2 separate regions of the Homo sapiens genome follow, and region 1 is linked to region 2. The links are chromatin loops, found by intact Hi-C in ENCODE. Cell type or tissue: ascending aorta. All regions are shown on one strand. Links, peaks and the distances in the headings refer to the core of each region. The heading gives the core; the rest is flanking DNA. Region 1 overlaps CACNA1C (calcium voltage-gated channel subunit alpha1 C). Region 2 overlaps CACNA1C (calcium voltage-gated channel subunit alpha1 C).

What was found. Peaks named below come from ENCODE experiments on the same cell type or tissue, not always from the same donor. Only the 100,000 strongest peaks of a DNase experiment are listed, where the experiment ranks them.
Region 1: it touches region 2 in a loop (2.1-fold over the local background); 7 of 110 quality-filtered maps call a loop at or near these places.

Annotation. Positions count from the first base shown.
Region 1 is chr12:2,333,415-2,341,743 of GRCh38, forward strand. The region is part of intron 3 of CACNA1C (calcium voltage-gated channel subunit alpha1 C); the gene reads left to right. Among named protein-coding and RNA genes, the nearest start is that of CACNA1C-IT3, 68 kb to the left of the region's middle. RefSeq lists an enhancer at 4,048-4,548. In ascending aorta, for the core only: no CTCF peak of the experiment used is centred there; DNase peaks (open chromatin) are centred at 1,098 and 3,097; H3K4me3 peaks cover 581 bases; H3K27ac peaks cover 7,651 bases.
Region 2 is chr12:2,280,551-2,288,879 of GRCh38, forward strand. The region is part of intron 3 of CACNA1C (calcium voltage-gated channel subunit alpha1 C); the gene reads left to right. It overlaps CACNA1C-IT3 (CACNA1C intronic transcript 3), which reads left to right. Exons shown (of 3, transcript NR_046769.1): 2 at 7,469-7,654; 3 at 8,118-8,195. Among named protein-coding and RNA genes, the nearest start is that of CACNA1C-IT3, 15 kb to the left of the region's middle. In ascending aorta, for the core only: a CTCF peak has its summit at 4,424 (motif pointing left); DNase peaks (open chromatin) are centred at 4,431, 6,091, 6,821, 7,621 and 1 weaker place; H3K4me3 peaks cover 1,759 bases; H3K27ac peaks cover 5,244 bases.

The sequences.
Region 1 (8,329 bases), core at 46-8,045, 53 kb after region 2:
TGTTTGCTTCCTCCTCTCTGTTGTGATTTCCTCAAGCTTGTTATTAAATAACAAGCATCCTTCCTGCGTTTTCTCCTGGAATTCTCATCCCACAGTGGCCTAAGGGGAAGGCAAACTGTATGCCTGTGCATAGGAAGCATGACCGCGCCATCCAGCCTCCTTCCAGTAGCAGTGGATGCAGCCTTGTTAGGGTGATTCTGACCCCTTGTTCTCCGTCACCTCACAAGGCGTAACGACAGGGGACAGCTGCAGAGAGAGATGGAGGTTGGCATTCAGAAGCCTTTCTGACAGCAAGAGTGAATCAACACAAAATGAATCACACAAAGACACCATTCACTGTCTCCCCAGAGAGCCTGGAGAAGAAATGCCTGCCATTTGTGTAGCTCTTTTTGATGTTCAAAGCTCTGTGGCACACAGCCCTCCTTAGGGTCTCACAAGAACTCCCTAAGAAAGACAAGACAGGAATTACTTCCCTTAGGAAAGGAAACTGAGGCTCAGGGAAATCAAGTTACTTGCCTCCCGTCATTGGTGACTAGGTCAGTCTTCTAACTTCCTCTTTATCCCTTCTTACTCCTTCTGCAAACAGTACGATGCTGGGCAGAGTGGAAGATCCCTTATTGTCTCACCCTGGGGCAAGGAGATGGGCTAGATCATTCCTAATGCTGCTTCCTGCCTCAGAAGATGAATTTGCCTACAAGAGGTGGGCCCTCCATGCTTATAAATCCTTCTCCTTCAGGTTACCCCCACCTAGTGAAAAAGATTTACACAAGGCAGAAAGTGGGTGGAAGCCATTTGGCCACTCATGATGTCTTATTCTAGAGGAGGCCCCCTGAAGTGAAGGTGCCACAGCATTACTGCAGTTCAGCAGACATTTACCAGCATATGCCAGTCACTCTACTGGAACTGAGGAGAGAGAAAGCCAGGGAAAAGGTTGCCATGGGTTGAGTCAAAAGAACTCATTCTAGGCTCAAAAGGACAGGAGCGCTGGTTCATTAGGATGCTCAACTTCCAACTAGCAGACTGGGCACATGTCCTAGAGAGGAATTGTGCTGTAGTGAGGCGAAGTGGGCTTGGATGTCTGGCAAGTCATGGTTCAGATACTGACTCCAGCCAGGCACGGTGGTTCACGCCCATAGTCCCAGTGACTCAGGATGCCAAGACAGTAGGATTTCTTGAGGCCAGGACTTTGAGACCGGCCTGGACTACATAGTGAGGCCCCGTTTCTACAAAATAATATTTTTTTCAATGTTGACTTTATTTCTTAGCTGTGTGACTTCCAGCAAATTCTTTAACTTCATTGAAACTCAGTTTTTTCAGCTATAAAATTAAGAGAATAAATAAACTGTCCCATTGTATGATGCAAGGATTAAATGAGATGACAGCAACTAAAGGCCTGCCACCATCAACTCTTGGCAATTTATTTCCCTCCTAAATTAGATAGAAATGTCATGGTTTGGGGTTTCCATTGTGTGTTCAAGAAAGATAAGACCGTAACGCCTTTCTTAAATGTCTAAGCTTCATTATCAGAGCTTCTTGCACGTTCTCTTTAAGCTTTTCCCCCATAGACCTATCCAATGGCCCCAGGCTGAGGCACCCATTCCAGGGACTCCCACGCCTGCTTCCAAGCTAGCAGTGGCCTCTCATGAGCCTCAACCCTATTCTGAGATGCTCTGGGTTTGGAGGTTCTAGTATCTCAGCCACACATAGTGCCATTTTACCTTGTCCCAGCTGGCCAAAGTGTGACTGTGATCCCCTGTCTTCCCCCTCACTCACCCGGCAGCCTCATCTTGGCTGCTGGCGATTTTAGGCTGGGTTCCACAAGTGGCCCCAGTGATTTATGATCCATAACTCAGTGGTCTCTTCCGCCATGCCTGCAGGCTCCCACCTTCCGGAAGTCACTGGAATTTAAAACACCATGAAAACAAACATCTGTGATTTACGATGTCAAGAGCCATTTCCTTCCTCTTGAGACAATCTCCAGGGTGATTTTCTTTAGGTCATCTGCTCTGTAGAGCATATTAGTTAAAAAAAAAAAACCTTAAACATAATGTAGAAAGATGTGCAGGTATGGAAGACAGAATGGCAGCACCTTTCCACGGGTGGCAGCCATCAGACAGAGCAGGACATGCACAGCGTGGCTCCCTCCTGTCCCTGGAAGGCAGGTCTGCTCTGTTCTCTTCTTTCACATGTGTCTACTCCCAGCCTTTCCAGGTGCAGGACAGGGCAAGCATCAGAAACACTGGGTGAGGGACCGGCCCTCCCTTTGAGTGCTTCCTCCCTGCACATCTGAGTCCCATCTGTAGACCCAGAGTGAGGACATCTGCCCAACCTCCCTGCAGGCTGTTGTGAGGTCAGCAGAGGCCCAGAAGCCATGGTAACTTCTATAGGAGAGACGCAGGATGAAGAAAGTTGTTGTGACTTTTGCCCAGAATTGTCAAGAATACTTCAAGTGGTATAGATGTTTTTCCCAAAAAAAAGTAAGGCTGAAAAAAATCAAGGCTGATCCTAAGGCTGTTCAAGTACAAACAGTTTGCAAGTAATGGAAAAAGCTATAAAATTTTAATATAGGGAGACCTCAAAGCCTTGAAAGGAAATATAAAACAACTCCAAAAAAAAAAAAAAAAAACAAACCCTAAGCATCCTCTTTGTTCCTCAGTGAAAATTTCCTTACTATTTTAAGCCACATTGATTCCCAAGAGAGAAACTGGCAAAGCATGGATGGAGAAGCTTCATTTCCCTACCACTGCTGTGAAAATACCCTATGCTAATTTAAGGATATAGAATTTTCTAATAAAAACAACCAGAGTGCACTAGGCACGATTATTCCAACCTATCTTTCTATTGTATTGGTCCATCTACTTTGCCGATTTCCAAAGGAATTAGAGACGGCTTTATTACATTTAAGATAATATGAAAGAAGACAAGTATAGCCCCTCTTTGATTTTTATGTTACACATTGGGCAGTAGGTTTTTAAAGAGCCGTGTTTGACTCTGTCCTATTTTGGGGCCCAGGTACATGATTCCTATTTTTAGCAACTCTCTGGTATTGTGAATCTGAGATTTCAACCACCAGTGAGTCAGAAGGTCTGGCTGCCCAGAGATATGTGACTCAGACAGGCAGGAATAGTCTGTTCACCATGAGATGAGGGCTTAAAGGGGAGCTTTTGTGCTTAGTGAAACACGCAAATGAAAACAACCGTTTAAATAGGAACCTATTGCCCTTCCGGAAGGCTCTTTGCCTGTCCCCGAAAATTCTCAGCTCACACCCAGGGAAGAGCTGGTGCTGCTAGCTGGGAAATGAGGCCAACCCCCTGGCTACTTCCTCCTCTTTAGGGGCCCTCTAAGGCATCTGGGCGGAGGTTTCTGGGTGGCTTCAGCCTTCAGAATTAACACAACAGCCTCCTGATGGGCAGCAGTGGTGGGAGAAAGGAGCGAGTGGAGTGCCATGTCGGGCAGGGTTGGGACACAGGATGAGATACTACTCTTTTAAGAGTAAGACACCGCAAGAAAAGGTGGCTTCCCCTGGAAAGGTGGGAAGCAACAGATTGGTGTTTTCTTGATTAGAAATGCTATGGAATTCATTCATCCATTCACCATCCATCCATCCATCCAAACAACCAATGCATATGGGAAGCTGGCTACGTCCTCGGTCCTTTGCTAGGTACTAGGGGACTGGTTTCCATCCTCGAGAAGCCCACAGGCTTGTGGGAGGAAGATAAGCAGGTAGAGAGGCAGCCTGGCTGCAATGCCCTTCCAAGACCAAGGTTTTGGGATTCCAAGTTTCTGAGGTGTTCTGCATGGTCAGTAGTCCCTGAGAGGCCCTTCCCCTGTAGAACTGAGTGAGCATTCAGGGTAAACCTGGCTAAACACAGACTAGCCAGGACCATTGTTTCTGGCCGTATGAACACCCTCCTTTTCCTTTCCTCCAGACTTAGACTCCTTTTGGAGCCAAGCACCCCAAGACTGTAGGCCTTCTCTGGGCGTGAGCCTGAGGGTCACAGTGCTCACCAGCCCTCCAGCCTCGCCACAGTGAAGATGCTTATCATGGAGGCTGGGATAGTTGTGTTTTTCGCTGGTGTTTAGATGTTCCAGTGTTCCATGAAAGCTCCTGAATCTCTTCCCTAAATAACAAAGTCCTGTTTGGTATTTGGTGAAATGTTTGGAGTGCCGTGTTCAACCAAGCTGAACTAAGCTGCTGACAAAATACTGTCTCAGCCCTTTAATAATAATAGCTAACATTTGTATAGCACTCTACAGTTTAACAAAGCACTTTAAATGCACCCAGCCCCTTTGAGATGCGAGGGCAGAGTTATCATGTGCGTTTCACTCAGGAAAAGTGGGCTGCCCAGAGGAACTGAGTAACACCCTCCAGGACCCACCACTGGGGAGGCCAGAAGCTGGCCCTCCTGAACCAGGCACTTTGCCCTTGGCCACCTTCTCTGAAGCCTGTGGTGACCACGCCTCCTCCTCTGACTTCAGGTTTGGTCTTTGCCTCTGGTCTCAGCCCCCTGTAGTATCCCACAGGCAGCCCCCAGGCAGATCTCCTTAATTGTCCCCTTTCTCTGCTTCAGCACCTGGAATGACTGTCCCAGGATTAAGTCCACACTTCCAGCCTGGAATCCCCTCTCTGCACAGCCTGGTCCTATCCCAGGACCCTACACTCCCCCTCACTACCCCCAGCATGCCTTTCCTACAGCCAGGCAGGACTTGGCAGGAGCATGCCACGCCAACTTTAGACCCCAGTGCTGGCTACATGGGGGGAGGAGAGGGCAACTCGTTTTTTAACTATTGACCCCTCCTTGATGTCTGGCAAGGGGCTAATTAGCAGCAAACGTCTTCTGAATCAGTAAGTCAGAGAATCGGTAAATGAAGAAAACGGACATCTGTATAGGCATAATAGCATCCCCATGCAGTCCATAGCAAGAAGAGACCCCAGGGTGGGCGCCTTGTGCACAAGGGTCTGTCTGAGATAGATGCCAAGGCCAATGGACACATGCCGTCCACAGGTCCTGGCTGTGTGGCTCAGGATGCACTGGAGCCAAAAGTGGCTGCATACCAGAAATGTCCCCCCACCCCCACCCCCATGAAGCTGATACAGCTGGAACCATGGTCCCCCTCCCTCCAGTCAGTGACACTGACCACCGGTGGCTCATCTCAGCTGTTCTTTTGGCAGATGCCATTCTTTTGCTCCCCAGAGACTGGGTGATGTCTGAGAGATAGGGTTAGGGTTGGCAAGGTTGGTGTGAAGTGGGTAACTTTGGAGCAGCGAGCGACCCGGTATGCCTGTGCATCCAGGACACAGGGCCCAGGAAGCATGAGAATAGCAGGAGCCTTGGAGGAGGTGCCCTTGGGGGTGGAATAGGGCTCTTGAGGGCTTATCCTAGGCCCAAGGAAATGAAGGGAACTTCTTTCCTTCTTGTCCCTTTCCCCCAACACACCCCCAAGTTGAGCTAGCATACCCATCATGCTAAACAGGTTTAACAGGTTTTATGATCCAATCTGATTATCTTATTATGAGTTACAGATTGTTTTATAGGAAAAATGCTTCCCCCCATATCAATAATAGCTTCTCTTTTAATTTAGAGAATAATTTCAAAATTATAATTACACAAGTACAGTCACGAATTGCTTAACAATGGGGATACATTCTAAGAAATGCGTTGTTAGGTGATTTCATCATATGTGAACATCATAGAGTGAATATACACAAACCTGGATGGTTGAGCCTGCTGCACACCTAGGCTATATGGCGTAGCCCATCGTTCCTTGGATTCCGTACAGCATGCCACTGTACTTCAGTACTGTAAGCAATTGTAATACAATGCTAAACATATCTAAACATAGAAAAGGTACAAAGTACAGTATAAAAGATTAAGAAAGTGGTTTGCCTGTGTAGGTCATTTACCATGAATGGAGCTTGCAGGACTGGAAGTTGCTCTGTGTGAGTCATGAGTGAGTGGACATGACTGCACACTACTGTGGACTTTATTAACAGTGGACTTAGGCTACACTAAATTTATAAAAAATATGTTTCTTCCTGCAATAATACGTTAACCTTAGCTTGCTATAACTTTTTTGCTTTATAAACTTTAATTTTTAACTTGATGACTCTTATAATAACATGTAGCTTAAAACACAAACACACAGCTGTACAAAAATACTCTCTTTATATCCTTTTTTCTATGTGATGTATTCTATTAAAAATTATTTTATTTTATTTTTTGCTTTGTAAATTTTTTGTTAAGAAGTAAGACACGCGCACATAGTAACCTAGACCTACGCAGGTCATCAAGATGTCATGAGGTGATAGGAATTTTTCAGCCTCATTATAACCTTATGAGACCACCATTGTGTATGTGGCCTGTTGTTGACTGCAGTGTTATGCAGCACGTGACTGTCGTACATAGTCATTATCAAAAAATTAAGGGCAGATTTTTAAAGAGCAAAGAAGTTCATTCAAAATCTCAGACCAAAGGGATACTACTCTCTTTTATGTGTATATCCTTCCAGTCTTTACCATGCAAATATGGAAATATATTTTTTTAAAAAAGAATCCTACTACACATATTACTATGTACTTTGGTTTTTAAAAACTATATGTAATGACTGTCCTTTTGTGGCATTAAATATGAATCTGCAGTATAATGTGGAATCCTGTGAAGGTGTCCTGGTGTTCATAATTCATCTGCTGTTTGGTGAGCACGAAGCTGTTTTCACAGTTTCAGCAGCACAGTGAAGAATAACTTTATTCTTCTATATACAACTTTATAATGTACATAATAACATATATATGTAAAATAAATAACTGTATTCTATATATACCCCTTTTTGCAGATGTATTCTAACAGAAGGATTTATAGGTGAAAAGTTATGTTTTTTGCTTTATTTTGCCAAAAGGCACTTAAGAAAGCCTGTCCAAATCTGGATTCTCAGCAGCAGAATATGAAAGTTTCTGACTCCTCACACCCATGCCAACAGGCTGAGCATTATCTTTATTAATCTGAAAGGAAGAAAACAAGTGAATGGGACATAGCATTGGGAAAATGCTTTCTGAACCCACAATTACTCTTCTAAAACACAACCCAAGTGCCACCTGTACAACCTCTAACAAAACATGGCTGAACCCAAGCTGGGGCATTCTTATTTCTACCTGTAGTTAAGATAAAATTCTGATCAACAGAGGGATCCGGAGGGTCCCTGGAAATGTATTGAGAGGAGATTGATTTGATCCATAGCTGAAGTTTCCTTGAAAAAAGACACTGGCTGGGTGTGGTGGCTCACGCCTGTAATCCCAGCACTTTGGGAGGCCGAGGCTGGCAGATCACGAGGTCAGGAGATCGAGACCATCCTGGTTAACACGGTGAAACCCCATCTCTCTAAAAATACAAAAAAATTAGCCGGGCGTGGTGGCGGGCGCCTGTAGTCCCAGCTACTCAGGAGACTGAGGCAGGAGAATGGCGTGAAGCTGGGAGGCAGAGCTTGCAGTGAGCCGAGATTGTGCCACTGCACCCCAGCCTGGGCGACAGAGTGAGACTCCGTCTCAAAAAAGAAAAAAAAAAGACTTGGCCTTTTAATGAAATACAGCGATACGGCAGTAGGCACCTTCAACACTCCCTAGGGGGAGTGGACATGAACGTTTTTGCATGTAAGACTTGGTCGAAAGCCCTGGTCCAGGCCTGGATGTGCCACTTGTTACCCTTGTCACCTGGACAGGCCTCTTCCTGTTTTCACCTGCGGTGGCTTGGGGCAGTGAGGGGAGTGCTGGGGCACTGGTCACACAGATCCTGGTTCCTCCCTGCATCCTGGCTGTGTGACTGGCAGGCGATCTGCAGAAAGATTGTGTCTCTGACCCCTGGGATAGCGTGAGGATTAGAGCACATGGTGCGAGCTTGGCACTTGGTCATTGTTTTCCTTTGGCTCTTTCCCTTTTTCATCTGTTCCAGCGAGGGATTAAACTATCTGATGTCTAAGAACCCCATGAGATCCAATTTCCTGAGGATTCCAAGGCAGCCCAGGTGAGGCCCTGCTCTTCTAAGTATGAAGTTCAGAGTCGCTGTGGAATCCCCACTCTGGGAGGCAGTGCTGTGCGGGCCCTGCGTTTCACACAGGTAGCCACAGGCCCCTGTGCACACCTGAGAGGCAGCCTCCCGCGGAGCCCTGCTGGACTGTGACGTTATCCACATGCCTTAGCAGATGTCTGTCATTGTCTTCTTGCCTTTGTGGGTTTGTCCTCTGTTTAGAAAAATGAATTTCCTGAGGGCAAGACCAGGTTCATCATCTCCTCTGACTTTTGCCTGCCCTCAAATAAGTCTGGAACTAGTACGAGCAC
Region 2 (8,329 bases), core at 177-8,176:
CCTTGCTGTGCTTCGGTTTAACCTCTTGATACCTTGCTGTGCTTCGGTTTAACCTCTTGATACCTTGCTGTGCTTCGGTTTAACCTCTTGATACCTTGCTGTGCTTCGGTTTAACCTCTTGATACCTTGCTGTGCTTCGGTTTAACCTCTTGATACCTTGCTGTGCTTCGGTTTAACCTCTTGATACCTTGCTGTGCTTCGGTTTAACCTCTTGATACCTTGCTGTGCTTCGGTTTAACCTCTTGTTGTTTTCTGTTAGTCCCATGTAGCTTTGTTCCCTTTTCCCTCTTTTTCTGCCTCCTTTTGGATTAACTGAGTATTTTTAAGGATTCAGTTTCATCTCTTCTGTTGACTTATTAGCTAAAATCCATTGTTTTGTTATTTTAACAGTTGCTGTAGGGCTCATAGTATACATCCTTTTTTTATTATACTTTAAGTTTTAGGGTACATGTGCACAACGTGCAGGTTAGTTACATATGTATACATGTGCCATGTTGGTGTGCTGCACCCAGTAACTCGTCATTTAACATGAGGTATATCTCCAAATGCTCTCCCTCCCCCCGCCCCCACCCCACAACAGGCCTTAATCATCGCAGTTTGTCTTCAGTTGTTACTAAACCCCTTCACATATAGTACGGGAACTTCACAATAGCACACTTAGATCACTCCCTTCCTGGCCTTTATGCCGTTGCTGCCATACATGCTAATTGTGCATTTGTTCTAAACCTCACAATACATTGTTACTATTTTTGTTTAGGCAGTCAATGATCTTTTCAATGAAAATCATATATACTTAACCATGTCAGTACCATTTCTGGTACCCTTGATTCCTTTATGTAGATCCACACTTCTATCTCATATTATTTTCCTTCTGCCTAAAGGACTTCCTTTAACATGTCTTGCAGTGCAAGTCTGCTAGGATTAAAATCTTTTAGCTTTTCTATGTCTGAAGAGAAGTCTTTATTTTTCACTTTTATTTCCGAAGGATATTTTTACTTAGTATAGAATTCTCAGGTGATAGTTTTTCCTTCCATGACTGTAAAGCTATGATTCCACTGTCTTCTTGCTTGTGTTGTTTCTAATAAGAAACCTGCTGTCCCTCTTGTCTGTTCCACTGTACCTAAATGTGTCTTTATGCCCTGGCTACTTCTAACATTTTCTCTTGATCACTGCTTTGAGGAATTTGATTATGATGTGCCTTGGTATAATTCTTTTTTCATGTTTCTAGTGCTTGGCATTCCTTGAGCTTCTGGAACCTGTGGGTTTATATTTTTAAAATTAAAATTGATAAATTTCTGGCTATTATTTATAATTTTTTTTTTGCTTCTCCCCCCATTCCTGTGAGAACTCTAATTACACATGTATTAGGCTGCTTGACATTGTCGAACAGATCACTGGCACTTTCATTTTATTTAATTCTTTTTTTTCTATGTCCTTCATTTTGGATAGTTCCTATACTATGTGTTTATGAATCTTCTCTTTTTTTGCCATACATAATTTGCCTGCCTTCTTCCCTCCCTCATTCCTTATCTTCCTTCCTTTAGAAGAACCTAGGGGGATTTACCTAATTTTATAATGATTATTATTTCAGAACCAATCCAGAGCTTCTGTTCCCAAAGCCAAACTACCGATTGGAGATTCTGGAGGGAGGGAACACAGGGGGTGACATTCCTGGAATTTGGGGGACTTCGCAGGACTTGACATTTTAGAGGCTGGATTAGGGTACATCCAATTTCTCCTGCTTCCTCCCTCTTCTTCTTTCCTATCCCCAAAGTAAGGAGAGTCCTGTGAGCCCAAAGGCACTAGACAGCCCTAGCACACTCTTGGCAGACAGGGCTGAACGCCCGGATTTCCCTCTCAATAGGGAAGACTTAGGGAGCCTCTCACAGGAGTGAGACAGGAACAGCAGCTTTATGGAAACTGAGTTCCAAGTCAACACCCGGAAGAAAACTCAGGCTCCCCTGTAGGCCTGGAAAGCTTTGTCTGAGACAATGACCTTAGGAGGAGGTCACCAAAACCACTCCTTCCCTCACAGCTCATGGGATCAGAGTCAGCTGTGCCTGCTGAATGAGTGGTCAGGTACAGCGCACCCGCCTCCTGCCAGAGAAAAGGAGACCTGCAGTCTGGCTGCGGCAGGTCTCAGCAGAATCTTTAGCTTTCTTCAGGCTTGATCAGCCACCTCAAGACCTGTGCTCATTTAAAGAACAGAGAGTACATGTAAGTTAGGAATGTTCTCGACTTCAAGTAACAGGATACTTAAGGACTCTGAATTGGTTCAGCAGCTCAAGATGCCACTGAGAACCAAGGCTCTTTCTCTCTTTCCACTTCCTTATACTAAGTCTGTTGGCTTTTCATATTCAAGCTGATTTCCTTATGGTTGCAAGATGGTTGTCAATGGGGCTCCAGGCATCACACCCCCATTCAAGGCAGGTGGAACCAGGAAGGAGTGGAGCCAATAACACTCTGGCCCTTTTTTTTTTTTTTACATAAAACAGAGGCTTTCCCAGAAGTCCCTAGCATAGTACTTCTTGAATTTAATCTACACAAGGATCCCCTGGGAATCTTGTTAAAATATAGGTTTGGATGTAGTAGATCTTGGGTAGAGCCTGAAATTCCACATTTTGATCAAGCTGCCAGAGTGTGTCAGTGTGGCTGGAAACTGCATTTTGAGTAGCAAGGTGCAAGGCTACTTCTCCTTACTCTTAGTGACACAATCCAATTAACTAGCTACAACTGGCTGCAAGGGAGGCTGACAAAGTATCTTACCTTTTTCAGGGGAGACTTTGGGTAGCAAACCAATATCAGTCACAGAATTCTACTGAAAATGCAGGGTATGGAAGCATCTGAAGTCACAAGGTTGGGCTGGACAAATTAGAGCCTTCACCTCCATGAGGGAAGACCATGGACCCCTTACTCTATATCCACACTCAGCCTGCAGGGACAGGGCATTATTGCCACGAGCCAGTCTGTCCTGTATACTCACTGGATTAGGGATTCCACTTTCAGAATTTTATCACCTTAGCACCCAGCACAGTGCCCGGTACACAGCAGGTACCCAATACGTGTCTATTACACTGAAATGTTTATTGGCACATGGTCTAAAGACAGTGCCAGGGAATCCTGTGAAAATGCAGTGCTGATTCGGGAGATCCAGGATGGGGATCCAAGATGATGCATTTGGAACAAGCTCCCAGAGGATGCTGCCGTCTGGTCCGAATCCTGGGCCCCACTTTCAATAGAAAGGGCCTAGGACATGCAGAGTAAAGTCCTTCCTCCTGAGTTAGCAGCAGCTACTTGTGCTTCATTCATGCAGGCATGAAGCTGCTTGCAAGGATGTTAGCAGATATTAGATATGGCTGGTGGGGAGGAGTAAGGAGGGCCTTGGCTATGCCTTTTTCCAAGATCCGGGAGCTGGATGCTCAGAGATCTCATCCCTGGCTTCCTTGTCCACTGAAAACAAAACAGCAGTATACCCGGGTGAGGAGAGAGACCAGCCAAGCACGTCTTTCAACAACTCTTAACTTGCTTGGCTCCAGCCACGAAACAGGAACCCGCCATCCCCCTAGCTCGTCCCTGGCCCTCAGGAAGTGCTGAGGCTCTGCCGGGCTGCATGAGTGAGGGGCCGATGTCTTTCAGATGTTGGGGCTTCAGCGGGGGAGTGGGGTAAGCTGGGGAGAGGGAGCATTTTTTTGTGAATATTTTACCCACGGAAAAAGCTGAATTCTCTAGAACAGACCTCTAGATTTTTTTTTTTTTTTTTGGTAGTGGGAAGTGAGTTACTGGAATTTCTTCTGAATTCGAAGCCAAACAAAGTTTCTTGCGGTTTTAGTTACACAAGCGGCTGCTGCCAAGATGGAATGAATGAGAAGAGCCACTGAAAGGAAGAGACAGTGAGGGGCTGGGGGAGGAGGGTGCAGAACAGGACCCAGGCGCAGCACAGAACAGCCCTCCAGGCGGGCATACTGCCCGCTTCTATGCTGTCAACTCTTTAGGGAGAGAGCTCACTGTTCTGTCTGCCTCCCAGGATCAGAATTAAAAAGAAAAAAGGTCTGTGAAAGTGAGGCATACACTGGCAGACACGCACACATGTAAATGATTATCATTGCTTTGTAATTTACCATAATTCCGGCCTGTGCACTCTATGGGGTCCTGCTTTGTTCAGTTTCCTGACTGAGTGGCAGTTGGACGAGACACTTCTGCCCCTAAGCTGCAGGCAGGCGGCTCTCATTTCAGCCTTGTTCCAGTGTGAGTCTGCAGGGAAGGGATGCCCGCTGCTCCAAGGGGAAGCAAGGATAATTAACTTCTACCAGTGATCCCCAAACTTCATTTTCCTTAGAGCCTGAAGCCTCCTCCTTGTTACCTTCCTGGTAGCCACAGAATGGGCCAGGGCCATGTGTCTCCTTTCATTTCTCCAGCCTGCCCTCTGGTGGGCGATGCCCTTCAGTGAGCGGGGCCTGGGGTAGGGCCGTTCTGCAGATCCTGGGTTGGCTTCCAGTGGTGCCTGGCATCTCTCCTGCTCTCTGGGAGGAGGGACGGGCCGCTAAGTGCTGACGGCAGCCTGTCACTCACACCTTGCTCCCTCTGTAGAAACACTCTGTTTCTCTCCATTCCATCCCTGCGTGTTACCTAGCAGGAATTTCCTCTTCCTTGGGTCAAGCGGGTGGGAAGGGCTCATGATTGCTGACTGAACTCAACCCTTTACACTGGGCATTCAATGTCATCACATTGATAACTTGAAATGGGCAGTAGTGGGAACATTTACACCACAAAAACTGGCATATGCTACACCCAGAGCTTTCCTTCCCCCTCTCCTAAAAGCCAGTTGCTAAAACATTTAACAACATACCACTGGCTGGAACCACTTGTGAAGGTGACGTAGGGCTGCAGGGAGAGCCCAGGTAGTGGAGGAAATGGCAGCCTTCCTTCCTTGCCCATAGCCTGTGCCGGCTACAACTCAGGAGCTTTTGGAACTTAGGAGCTCTGTTCTTAAACTCTCCTTAAACACCTCCTCATCCCAGACGGGTTGACTTTCAATGAGAGGACTCTGCTGTGCCGCAGAGCTGGAATCACTCAAAGCAGAGTGATGGACGAGACTTACTTTCGACGTTCCTAGGCTCCCTTCCACCGTTCCCTGGTCTCCAAACCCCATGTTCTTATCTGACGGTATTTCTACTCTTTTTCTCAACCTGTTGCTAACGTGCTCATTCGAGAGAGGCTGGTGCGCACCTACCCAGCGGCTTTTTGGGCGGCAGTGGAAGGGAGTGTTTTATTAGGAATTTACGTTATATGTGCAAGGAATACCACATGGATGGTAAAGTTCAGCCGTTTTCCACTGAAGATAGGGATTCTTCAAACTGCACAGCTTTTCAGGCCATTTCGTTTAGGCGAGCCCTCATGTTATAGTCAGGGAGTTTGAGGCCCAGGGACATTTCCCAGGGGATGAACTCTAACTAAAAATGAAGGTCTCCTAGTCCTGTCGCCTGTTTTCTTCACTCAGCTGTTTAAAGGGATGTTGCCTCGTGTGAATTATGGATGACTGCCAGAGTTATTAGAATGAACAGAGTTACCAAGAGCTAAATACTCGTCATTTATACCTGGCCGGTTCTGTTTTCAGTTGTCCTTTTTCTTTGCAAAGAGCTTTGAAACAAGACTGGCCTGCTTGACCTTCCATTTAGAGTTAATGTCAAAGCTTGCTGAGGCCTGGGAAACAGGTTTGGTTGTTTGCATTAAAAGGGAGTAGGAAGCAAGAACCTTAATTATCCTAGGCTCTGGCCTATTTAATAAGGAATTTGAGAAGATGTCTTAGTGGCTAGTATTCCTAGAACATAATACTTGAAAGTGGAGCGAGCGGGTGAAAATATGCCTTAGGCAGGAAGCCAGATAGGAAGGGCCAGTGTCTACAGGCTCTGCACAGTAAGGACCCTGTGGGAAGATGTCACAGGTAACAGGGCCTGATGGCCCAGCACCCAGCTGCTTTGCAGTAGTTCTGGCTTCGGGGCTTCTCTGGGTGGCTGAAGAACAGGTCTGTGAGGTTCATTCGGGGGCTCTTGTTGATCAAGTGTGGATGGTGTGCCGGACACAGGGCTGGGGCTGCAGAGTGGAGGAGGCGCAGTCCCTCCCCCGAGAGCACTGTGGCCAGTGGAAGGAGACAAACAAGAAACAATGACAGGACCCAGGCTCAGGCTGTCATGAGCAGCCCTCCTCTGGAGAGTGGGAAATGTGCGTTGGGAACTCATGCTTACAACTTTTATGTTTTTTCTTACTGAGCAATGCTCATAACAGGAGAAAGGATTTCTTCACTGTCCCAAAAGAATGTGCCTCAGGACTGAAATTGGTAGTGGCCCTCCCTTACTCATGTGCCCCAAGCACATTGGAACGCCAGAGGAATTTTAAGCAGATTTTTATTCTTGTTTTCTGGAGGCAAAATCTAAAGTGAAGGGTGTGTGTGGAGAGGTCATGCAAGAAATTTGGAAGCTGTGTGCCTTGTCTGGCTGACTGTCCCAATTACCCCGGGCCCAGAGGTGGGAGGTCCCACAGGGGCCTGCCCCCAGTTGACAGAGGGCTCTTTACCGTTAGGACCCCTTCTGGGTTTCTCAAATTATGGCTTTTCCTCCTTCATGGTCTCCTGGTACTTTTAACCCCTTCTCTCCATTTTTCCCAAGGAATATTCTAGAGGAAGGGTTTCTGGGAATGACCTTCCCAAGGGGAGGGATCGGGCAAGTATTGAGTCATTCCTGCTCGTCTGGATTGTGATTGCGACCCGTGCCTCATGGAGTGTCGCTGGATACGCGATCAGTGTCCCTTGAGGCAGTGCTGCACATGGTGCAGTTCCAGAGAAATGAGGGAATGAGAATGAACGTGGCTGCTCGTGTGTTCCGTGGCTGTTTAGGAAGGTTGGGTCAGTGGAGATCAGGGCCCGAAGAGCAGTTTCAGCCTGCGTGGTCTTGATGTGGTCTTGGCTGATGAGAAGCTCCCTCCAATTCTGTGATTCTGGGTAAAGCAGACCATGTGCCATCGGGAGTGCTCCTGTGATTCTTTAAGTTAGTAATTCTCATCCCTGGCCACACATAAGAATCATCTGGGATCATTTAACAAAAAACAATGCCAGGATCCTACAGTCTACTCCACGCCCTTCATTTTCAAACTTGAGTGGGCACCAGAATCACCTGGAGGATTTGTGTAAACACAGATTCCTGGGCTCCAGCTTCCGAGTTTCAGTGGCTCCAGGATGGAGCTTGAGAATTTGCATTTCTAACAAGCTCCCAGGTGACTCGCTGCTGCTGGCCTGGGACCACACTTTGGAAATCACGATTATGAACAGGAATCAGAATTTCTGAAGATGTGGCCTGGGCATCTGAATTTTTTCACATTCTCCAGGTGATTTTAACATATAGCTCTGGCTGAAAACGATTTCTGATCATTGATTTTTTTTTTTTTTTGCATCATCCAATAACTATTCATTGGTCAGACTGTGTGCTAGGCACTGAGTTAGAGTTGAAGACCCTCAAGAATTCCACTGACAACTGAATCATCAAAGGGAACCGAGCCCTGCCCAAGGACATACAGTTGTTTTCCTCTTCCTTGTCCTTTGGAGAAGCACAGCTGAAGCTTCCTGCCCACACCCCAGCCCCTCCTCCTTGAGCATGAATGTGCAGTAAGTATGAGAGCCTGTCATTTACCCTCCCTGGCCTCCCTCTCCAGCCAGCTTCTCTCTGAGGAGTGAGGATTTCTTGCTAAGTACATGATGATGGCCTGTTTACTTTGCTCTGGAGTTTGAGGCTCTTGCGCAGATTCTGCCTTCCTGGACAGTTCAGGAACCAATCAACCAGCTGGCCTTGGCAACCTAGAAAGCATGGTCAGTTGCCCTGAAATAGGTTGATTGCACCCCAGAAGTGCTTTTCCGCCTCTCCCCATCAAAGGTGTTTGCAACCCCATTTTCCCTCTGAGTCAGCTTGTCCATTAATGGGTTTGTGTTCCTTGATGGGGTCTGTTTTTCCAGGGTCTTGAGGAGTGGCCCTTTCCACCCAGTTTGGCTGCGGGGCTGAGAAGGTGCCCTTGCATTTTGTATTGTGTGTCCGTGGTGGGTCTGTGCCTCCCTTCTGTCTGTTTTCCCTCAGGACCACCCACCGCCCCATGCTTGTATCTACAACAGCTATGAGGAAGAACATACAGATTAATCACCCTGCTGCGGGATGCCAGCTACCCAGTGGCTCTGGCAGCCCCAGTCAATGGATCCTGCAGTGTAGCCTTCATCAGTAGAGCTGCCACTGCCAGCACCCAAAAGGTAGCACTAATATGCATGTGTGACCTGAAAATTACAATGTAAATG